Regions from separate parts of the Homo sapiens genome. Here region 2 is linked to region 1. Evidence: chromatin contacts called from ENCODE Hi-C or POLR2A ChIA-PET data. All regions are on one chromosome and are shown on one strand. The core of a region is the stretch at or near the end of the contact, and the rest is flanking DNA. Distances in the headings are between cores, read along the strand shown.

The links. A loop is a pair of places that touch in the nucleus more often than their neighbours do. ChIA-PET counts read pairs that join two places held with the same protein, here RNA polymerase II (POLR2A).
Region 2: a map with no recorded cell type shows a loop between it and region 1 (5-fold over the local background). The contact joins the promoter of ERLIN1 here to the enhancer-like site in region 1. A Hi-C loop is called at or near these places in 1 of 37 single-sample maps with no recorded cell type. POLR2A ChIA-PET finds 5 or more read pairs at or near these places in 1 of 52 experiments (T-cell).

Annotation. Positions count from the first base shown.
Region 1 is chr10:98,166,958-98,171,622 of GRCh38, forward strand. The region is part of intron 4 of R3HCC1L (R3H domain and coiled-coil containing 1 like); the gene reads left to right. Among named protein-coding and RNA genes, the nearest start is that of R3HCC1L, 35 kb to the left of the region's middle. RefSeq lists an enhancer at 3,645-3,694. Within about 2 kb of position 1,999, at least 2 of the 41 ENCODE cell types and tissues checked have a DNase peak (open chromatin) inside an H3K27ac peak, as active enhancers do.
Region 2 is chr10:100,183,154-100,187,606 of GRCh38, forward strand. ERLIN1 (ER lipid raft associated 1) reads right to left here and starts at 2,876. Exons shown (of 11, transcript NM_006459.4): 1 at 2,361-2,876; 2 at 603-684. The coding sequence starts at 2,473. It also overlaps a transcript of CHUK not described here. RefSeq lists a silencer at 2,774-2,923 and an enhancer at 3,094-3,243.

The DNA.
Region 1 (4,665 bases), core at 749-3,248:
CCTGACCCCTACTTTATAATTTCTACTACCCCAGCAGTGATGTCAATACAATATGTGCACTTAATAAGTATTTGATGGTAAAAAAAAAATGCCATTGCCTATTGTTAGCTTTTACCCATCTTTAACAATTATCTTTCTCTTTGTATCATAAGAATACTAGATAAGAATTCAGTTTAAATACCTGAGCCATGTTCGTTCAGGACATGATTCTTCTTGAAAGCCTTCTGTAGCCCTGTGTACAGGCATTCTGTTCCTTAAAGTAACGTTGCTTTGAAGATTTTACTGTATTGTAATTATTTGTTATTCTTGGAACTCTAATGAATAAACTTTGAAACTGCATAGAAGAGAAACTCTTAAATTTATTAACTTGTTAATGTTTTCTTTGCCTGAAACTTGCTTTTGGTTTCTCAGTTTCTCACCAGGCACATTTCACACCTGCTGGTATAGCTCCAAGGAGGGAGGTGATAGATACGGAGCTGTAGCTATTTCTCTAACAGACAGACTCTACCTCATTTATAAGTATTCATTTTTGTTGTTACTGTGATTTGGTATTTTAAAAATTAAACTGTTCTGTGCTATGCATTTTTACAAACATACATACAAAATAAATAGCTTTGCTACAATGAACCTTTGGCTGTAGCCAGACTAGCATTCTGGGCTATGCATTTTTACCCCAACATAATTTTTAGAAGATATGTGTTTTAGTCTTACAGTAGTAGTTAGATGCAGGGACTTTGAAATCCAATCCACGGACTTTGAAATCCTATCCAGCACTTGGAAACTGTGTAATCTTAAGTAACTTAAGTTTCAGATTTTTCATCTGTAAAGTTGGGATAATAATAGCTACCTCTTAGTATTGTAGTTGGGATAAAATGAGATAACATATATGACACTTAGCTGAGATTGAGTCTGGTGGCTTCTACTTTCAAAATTTACCCAGTGGTTTATTAGCTTTACTCTGTGAATCTTAAAGAGGAAAAGAAATCAAGTTTAATGCATGTCAAGGTTGAGGTAAAGCCCCCAAAGCTTTATCCATTTGAGCTCCTTTATTGTCAACTATAGGATGTCAGTTAAACCCAGAATAGACCCAGGAGAGGAACTAATTTCAAATAACTGTAGAAGCAGACCAACCTCCAGATGTGTATTGAGGGAAAGAAGTTTTAAGAGGGAGTTTTTTTCTTCTCTCCCTGCCCCCTACCGCCAGTTACATATGCAGAGTAGGAAGCAAACTTTTCTCTCTACCTTTGTATTACATATTATATTGCCATTGTTCGGTATATTAAAGCTTTTATCTGACTGCCTTTTGAGGTGGTCAATAATAGGTGCTAACATTAAACTTGGAGCAGTTAAGTCGGTGAGCTGTGTGGTTACCTTGTCAGTGGAGTGTGAAAAAGACTAAGCTGCGGACTGTTTCCCAGCCTATAAAGCGTGAAATCAGTTGGTGCTGATGCATGACGACTATAGCCAGTGTAGTATAAAATAAGCTGGGGGCATGAATTGTGTTATGTCGTGAGAAAGACCTTTTCATGCCAGTTTATTTATATATTTTGGGACCTCCAAGATCCTACTGGAATCATGTATCTTGTATCTTTTGTTGTCTTGATACTCAGTTTTTTCATGAAATGTTTCTTCCAGTTGTGCAAGCTGTATTCTTTGTCCAGCTGCAGGCAGAGAGGCAGAGGCAGTAAATATAAATGTCCAAGGCAGAGGCAGACTAATATTAAAATACTGTATTATATTCTGTTTAAGATTGCATCTGAAAATACCATCTGCAGTTGGTATTTGATGTACAGGTTTCTTCTGTTTTAGACCCAAGATTTGAACGTATACTCTACATTCTACTTTGAGCTTCTGCCAGGGTGAGAACTGTGTTACCAGTTTCACTGGTTGGTGGTCCCATGTTGAAATGTGCCTCTGGAGAAGGAAAGTAGAGAAGGGCAGCATTTTCAAATGCTTGGAGGAGTTGGTAGGAAGAAGTATAGAGATTATTCTTATGCGGAATAGAAGAGAGGGTGTTCCTCTCCTGACACCTGGTGAGGTTCTTTACCATATGGCTTTTGAGGGTGAGGCAAGGTGAATGAGGAAGTTTCAGAGACAACAGTGAATTATTGTCAGCCTTTTTAAGTCTGGAAGGTTATTGGAAATAGGCATGCCATGAAAGCATTAAAGATCTTTCATTCTTATCTTACTTGGTTTTCTCCTTTTACGGCAGCAGTCTTTGAACTCTTTTTGGTTGTTTTGCAGTTACATGGATTCTAAGCAAATTGTGAATATTTATGAAACTAATGCATCATTGTGAGACCATTCTGCTGAATATCAGGCAGTCTAGTCTAGTAGTTAAGTGCAGGGACTTTGAAATCCTAACCAACACTTAGAAGTTGTGTGATCTTTAGTTATTTAAGCTTCAGATTTCTCCTATATAAAATTGGGATAATCATAGCTATCTCTTAGTACTATAGTTGGAACCAAATGAGATAATGTATATACAATGTTTACCACAGTCCCTGTCATGTAGTAAGCACTCTGTAAATGGTAGCTGATTATTCTTCTTTCTCTTCCTCTACTACTACTAAATCACTGCTCTACCACTACTTCACTTTTGCTTGTAGGGCCTAAACTGTAATGAAACAGAAAACACAATTAGACATGGTTCATCGCGGCAGATTTTGAAAAATATGTCATTGTTCTCTTGGGCATGGCTTAATAGTTCTTTCTTAACTAAGTAGAAACTATAAAAAGACTTTTTAAAATGAAAGATAAGAATCTTTGTCTTGGTTTAAGATAGCTTTGCAAATGAGTGTACAAAACTAGTTATTCTAAAATGTATTTGCTTAATGCAAATAAATCAGCCTTTATATGAGCTTAGGGAATATGTAAAACTAACAGCTCGAAGAATTGTCATTCCTTATTACTCACCTAACACAACCTTTTTTTTTTTTTTTTTTTGGAGTGAGTGCTTTTTTTTGGGAATTGTTTGAAGTTTTTTTCTTGTGCCAAGAATAGTCACAGTAGAAGTCTTGTCCAGTGTATGAGGCACATTTTTGGGGGAATGGGATGGAAAAATCACCCTGATCATTTATCCTTAATGGTAATGAGTATTAGTGTGGATAATATATTTGGATTTGATGTGCATTATGTGATTATTTCTTCAGCACAATTAACTTCCTGATTAAACTTTGCTCAGCATATATTGTGAGCATATACTCGGTGGAAAACTGATAATACTGCTATAATGGTGGTAAAACTGCTAGTTTAGTTGATAGACAATCTGGGTTCTGGTCTTAGTTACTACCACTCTAATAGTCTTAGATAAATCCCTCAACCAGATGATTTTCAAAGGCTCTTTTCAGCTATAAGCTTTTTGTTGGTTTGTTTTGAGACTGGGTCTTGCTCTGTCACCCAGGCTGGAGTACAGTGTCACAATCATAGTTCACTGCACCCTCAAATTCATGGGCTCAAGCAGTCTCCCTCCCTCTCAGCCTTCCAAGTAGTGAGGGTTACAGGTATGTGCTACCGTTCCCAGCTAATTTTTTATCTTGTTTTAATTTTTTAGAGACAGAGTCTTGCTAAGTTGCCCAGGCTGGTCTTGAACTCCTGGCCTCAGGCAGTACTCCCACCTCGGCTTCCCAGAGTGCTGGGATTGCCTGCGTGAGCCACTGTGCCTGGCTTCAGCTATAAGATTTGAAGATAGGTATGCAGGTGGCTTAGAAACTGGGAAATGTAGTAGTGACACATTTTGGCCACCAGAGGGTGAAGTCCAGTCATTGAAGTTGTGCTCTGTATTTGACCAGAATGTGGCATTCTTGGAAATGAAGAGGACACATTGACCCTCTGTTCATTTAGGTTAAGTCATAGAGCCTCTTGCTCTCTGATTCTGCTTTCACTTATTATCTTTCTAAAACTTTCTGGGTAGGGCTGGGGCAGATACTAAAGAAAGGAGAAGAAAGGAATAGAGGTATCTAATTGTCAGCTATTCATCCAATTTTGTTCTGTAAGATAGTGAATAGCTTTCAGATGACCTATGGGCAACCTTGATGGGAAGCACAATAGTATATAGGTCACCACACTTAATTATTTGTGGCCACCTTCCTTCCCCAAAACACATAGGCATGCACACAACACTTAACCCTCATTGCCTTCACTCTCTCTGAAATTCCAAGGATGAAAACAGAATGTCTGAGAAATATAGTAGCGTGAGCACAGCCCTTATAATTGTAACCAAGGTTCCAGTCTTGCATTGCCACTTAATATCTGTGTAACCACAGACATTACAATTTTGAATTCTCAGTATCTTTATCTGAAAAACTAGGATGTTGAATTCTGACCTATACAATCCCTTTCGGTAAGTCTAATTCCAAGGCTCTGTAAAAATTCTTTAATGTTTATTTGAAGGGCAGTGCTATTCTTAATACAACACTTTAATAAAGTAGTATCTTTAAACAATAGCATGTTCTTTTTTGATAGAAACAGAGCTCTAGATGTTGTTAAGGCATAGATATTAAAGAAGTAAACTATCATGACATCAAATAGAAAGACAGTTACTGCTCCACCGTGGCATTTTTTTGGCCCCATAAACAAATACAAACTAATTCTCTGTGAATATAGGCTCAGGATAGCAGTGGTTCAATCAAGAGGGGCCAAGACTAGGAGGAGCCAGGCCAAGCT
Region 2 (4,453 bases), core at 1,626-4,125, 2.0 Mb after region 1:
AATCCTGGTTTTGTCATCTTGTTACATTGAAAGATACTTATTTTATTGTCTCCCATGGCCAAGACACTTTTCGAGGATTAGACACTTATTTCAAATATCCCGGGATGCCATCAAAATATAACATTCACTAAGGTTCCACATAAAATTGTGCTTAATATACCAGGCAAAAAAACATGAGGCAGAAAGGCTGTGTATAAAAATTTTGATCCTCCATGTTAACAGTAGCCCAGGAGCCTGCCTCTATGGAAACTAAACACTGTTCTAAACCACATAATCACTGGTTTGTATGTCTAGTTGTGTTTCTAATTCTTACTTTTATTGTGACAGCAGCAACAGAAAATTTGCTATATACCACGATATAGATGGTAGAAGTCAGTCCTTCCAAGCTTCCTGGTTCATACCTTTAATTCATTTCAAGTAAGTGAGGTGGTTTAACATCATAACTTGTGTTGTAACAACTGTACTCTGAACGTTAACTTCTGCATTTAAGTAAATACCACCATCTGCTTAAGCAATAAGGAAATCTATCTCCACCCACAAGTGTGGTAACTCCTGTCATGCCTGTCTATCTGGTATGGAGGCTTCCCCTAGGAATCACTCACCTGCACAGATCTGAACGTAGTAATGAAAGGCAACATGATATGATAGCCTGGTCCACTGGGGCTAGTTAGTAAAGCTCCTCCCCTGCAAAAAGATGTTTCAATTTGACAAAATTATAAAAAGAAAAATTATCTTTCCAAATCTAAAATGCTATAATAAATACTCACTCTTGCTCATGCTGCTGACCTACTAAAGCCTCACTAATATGAATTGCTCATAATGAACAACTGCTTAAAATACCTCCACACCTAAAAAGGGAAAAAGATCAAATTAAACTGCCAATGTTACACCTTGTTTCATAAGCTCAACCAACCGTACCTCTGGGTCTCCAGCACTGCTCTAAGGTTCAAAGGATTCTCCTCGGTCTTTAACCTTCTGAGAAATATTTGTTTAAAAAATTCTAATGGCTTTCAGTAGAGGTACATTAATAGTACATAACAAGAGCCAAATCAAAATATATAATACATTTAATCACCAGGTTGAAAAAAAGACAATGCAAACTTTGAAGTAAAGAGAAAATTTCTGAGGCTTATAATTCTTTCGATCTATCTACAAGGTAATTAAAATACTGGGAACATAAAATTTCTATATAAAAACAAAAAATTAGCATGAAAAGATGAAGGGTGACAAGACTATACAAATAAATAGCATAAGGGCTTGTTAACCAAATCCTGGAATGTGAAAACTATGAAAGCAAGCCCTGGAAATTATAAAAAGGAGGCATTTGGGGAGCAAAGAAAACAAAGTCCTATTTTGCACCTTGTAAATTCATAGAACTTAGCTACCGGTCTTGAAAATATAAACACATTTGCAAGGTCATAATAACAAGGAAAGATGAACTGTTTGAGGTTCATTACTAATTCTTTGAGTCATTCCTTGAAATGTCCTTTCTCTGGTTTTACTGTCAGAAAGACAATGCTTTTAAACTGGAAGGAAATCTGGACTAATCTGTAATTTCTTATGTAGAGCTCCATCTGCTAAGATATACCATTAAAATTGCTCTTTTTCTAGGATTCAGGATGGATTTGAAAGTAGAAATATCAGTTTTGAGGGATAGTGGAAACAAGCAAAAAGTTGACGCTCTTTTTGAATACACCATTATCCCAATTTCTCCACAAACTGGCCTCTCTTACTAGTCTGTATCAAAAGGAACTTGTGGTAATTAGGCTGAAGGAAAAGCTAAGCGAGCTCAACAAGAGAGCAACAGCTCCCACACCACTCCTGTCCCCAACTTGAACAGCAACAGTAAGGAGGGAGGAGCATGGCCCATCAGTGTTGTGCTTATGTCCCTGGAGGTCCAGGGACATAAGCACCATCACAGTCATCATGGTGTTACAAGACGTAACCAGACACTGGAAGCTTTTAAATGAAAAAGTCTAAGAAACAACCATAAACATACAGCATCTACAGCGGCAAACTAAAGCCTGTACAGTTGAACGAACTATAATTTATCCATCTCTTCAGTTAGAGGTAGAGTGACTACTTCCTTTCTTCCTTCTTCATTTTTCTACAAATAATTGAGTTTGCTGTGTATAGGAATAACCGTAGGGAGACTTAATCTCTGCAACAAAACGAACATAGCACTAAAACTGTCCAACATCTGGAGGGTGCTCCGCAAAAGCCCGCTTCGACCCCCGTGCTCTCCCTAGAGATGGGACATGCGCCCCCGAACGTTGCAGAGGGAACAACTTCCCAGACTCCACTCTGGAGTACCCTTTTAATCTGCTCTAGAGCCCTAACTGACTGCACATGCCGCTCACCTGTAGTACACAGCCAGATGGCCCTCCTCAATCTTGTGGATGGAGGCGTAGAGCAGGACAGCCACCAACCCCACCACTGCAGCCACCAGAACCCGGGCTTGAGTCATATTCATTCTCGTTCCTCCTGGGAGCGGGAGAAAAGGACCCTCAGTCCCGTGAGTGACAGGTCCACCCCCTCCAGTTTCTACCCTCTCCCTCCGGAAACTTGGCGCTCTCTCGCAGGCTGAGCCGGGGAGTCCAGTACCCCTGTCCCCTCATTCTTCCCTTCTGGCTGAGCCCGCTGACCCCTTGCCAACTCCTCCGCCCCCGGAGGCCAGTGGGCCGCCCCTGCTCGGTGAGCTTCCTGAAACTCCCTCTCCCAAGGGTCGCTCCCGGGTGGAAGGCACTAACTGAGAAGAAGCCCAGCCGCAGGCTCGCGAGGAAAGCCGACCCCTCGGCCGCGCCTCACCGATCAGTGACGCATCGCCCCCGCCCGCACGTGCAGCCGACTCCCGCGCCGAGCCAACCGCCGCCAACAGCCGGCCCCGCCCACTCGCCCAGCACTGCGGCTGCGCGGGGACGCACACGGCGTAGCCCCGGCCCGCGGCTAGTGAGACGGGGAGCGCATGGGACAAAATTCTCCTAGCCGCGGGCCGCGCAGGCTCCTTTGGAGGCAAGTCGCTTTCTGTACACTGCTGGTTAACTGCTTCGGAAGAGGACAGCCCGCAGTCTGGAGTGAGCAGCGAAGCAGAGAAAAGGAGACGCCCTTTCGGACAAGGGACTGGTTGGTTTGTTCTTGTGCAGAGAACCCACTCGCTCACTCTCAAACGGTAGCTGTTCGGTTTATTTGTCCTTTTGCAGTGTATGCGGAGCCCCACTGTGTGGCACGCACTTGCTTCCGGCAGAGATCCTGCCCTTCAGGAGCAACTAAACTTGTTGCAAATAAAGTGCTGTGAAAGTTCAGAAGAGGAAGATATTAGATATAACGGCATCATTCTCTCGTTTTTTAAGTGTTCCTATTATGTGCCAGAATGCTGGTCCAGTGAGGGCTTTATGAAGGCCATCCAGACTACAGGAACAGAATTGCTAAGCACATGGGGCGGGAGGCGGAGGGAATCCTCCAGGGAGACCAAAGTAAGTACTTCAGTTTCCTTGAAGGCTTGTGTGATGGGAAGGAGTGCTATGGTAGGCGTCACTACATATTCTGTTCGTTTTAAATTAAAAAACCATGGGCACATATTGCCAAAAATAAAAAAGGGAAGGAAAAAGGTATAGTTGGGAGATAGATGAATACAAGAGAAATTAAGGACATTAATGGTTTAAGCCTTGAAAGGCTAGAGGTGGAACTATAACTGGACAAGGTGGACTAGGGTTGTAAAGTCCTCTAACCCAGCGGACGGGGTGGGGGTGTGTGTGGGTTGGGGATGAAACTGTTCCACTTCAGATCATCAGGCATTAGATTCTCACAGGGAGCCGGCAAACCTCACATGTGCAGTTCACAATAGGGTTCGCGTGCCTATGAGAATCTGATGCCACTCGCTAATCTGACAGCAGGCAGAGCTCAAGGCGATAATGCTCACTCGCCCGCCGCTCACCTCCTGCTATCCGGCTTGGTTCCTAACAGGCCACTGTCTGGTTCCGGTCCGCGGCCCAGGGCTTGGGGACCCCTGCCCTCTTGGGTAGGGAAGTATGGGAAAGCAGTGCTTTAGGGCCAATGAATCTATAAAACGGCTGAAAGTGGAGACAGACTGTTGGCAAGGAAGTCAAGTGGTTAGGAAACTGCAGGCCCAGGGTTACTTAGTAGTGGAAGTAAGAAGAGGTAAATAGAATCAATCCGTCTTCATTAAAGCAAGACTTCCCAGACCACTCTACCCACACCCTTCAATAAATACACTTACCTGTATCATTCATTTGATTTTTATTATCTAGGAATGTCTGGGACCTTATCTGTTCCAAATAAATGATATTTGCAGAGCTTAGCTATTTTAACTTCCAAAAAGCAAAAAGAATGGAAAATAACTTGCTCCATACCCTGTTTTCTGTAGACATTCTCTGAAGTTTTTCATAATATTGCTTAAAGAATGAAATGTATACAATTCACAACTGCCATTCCC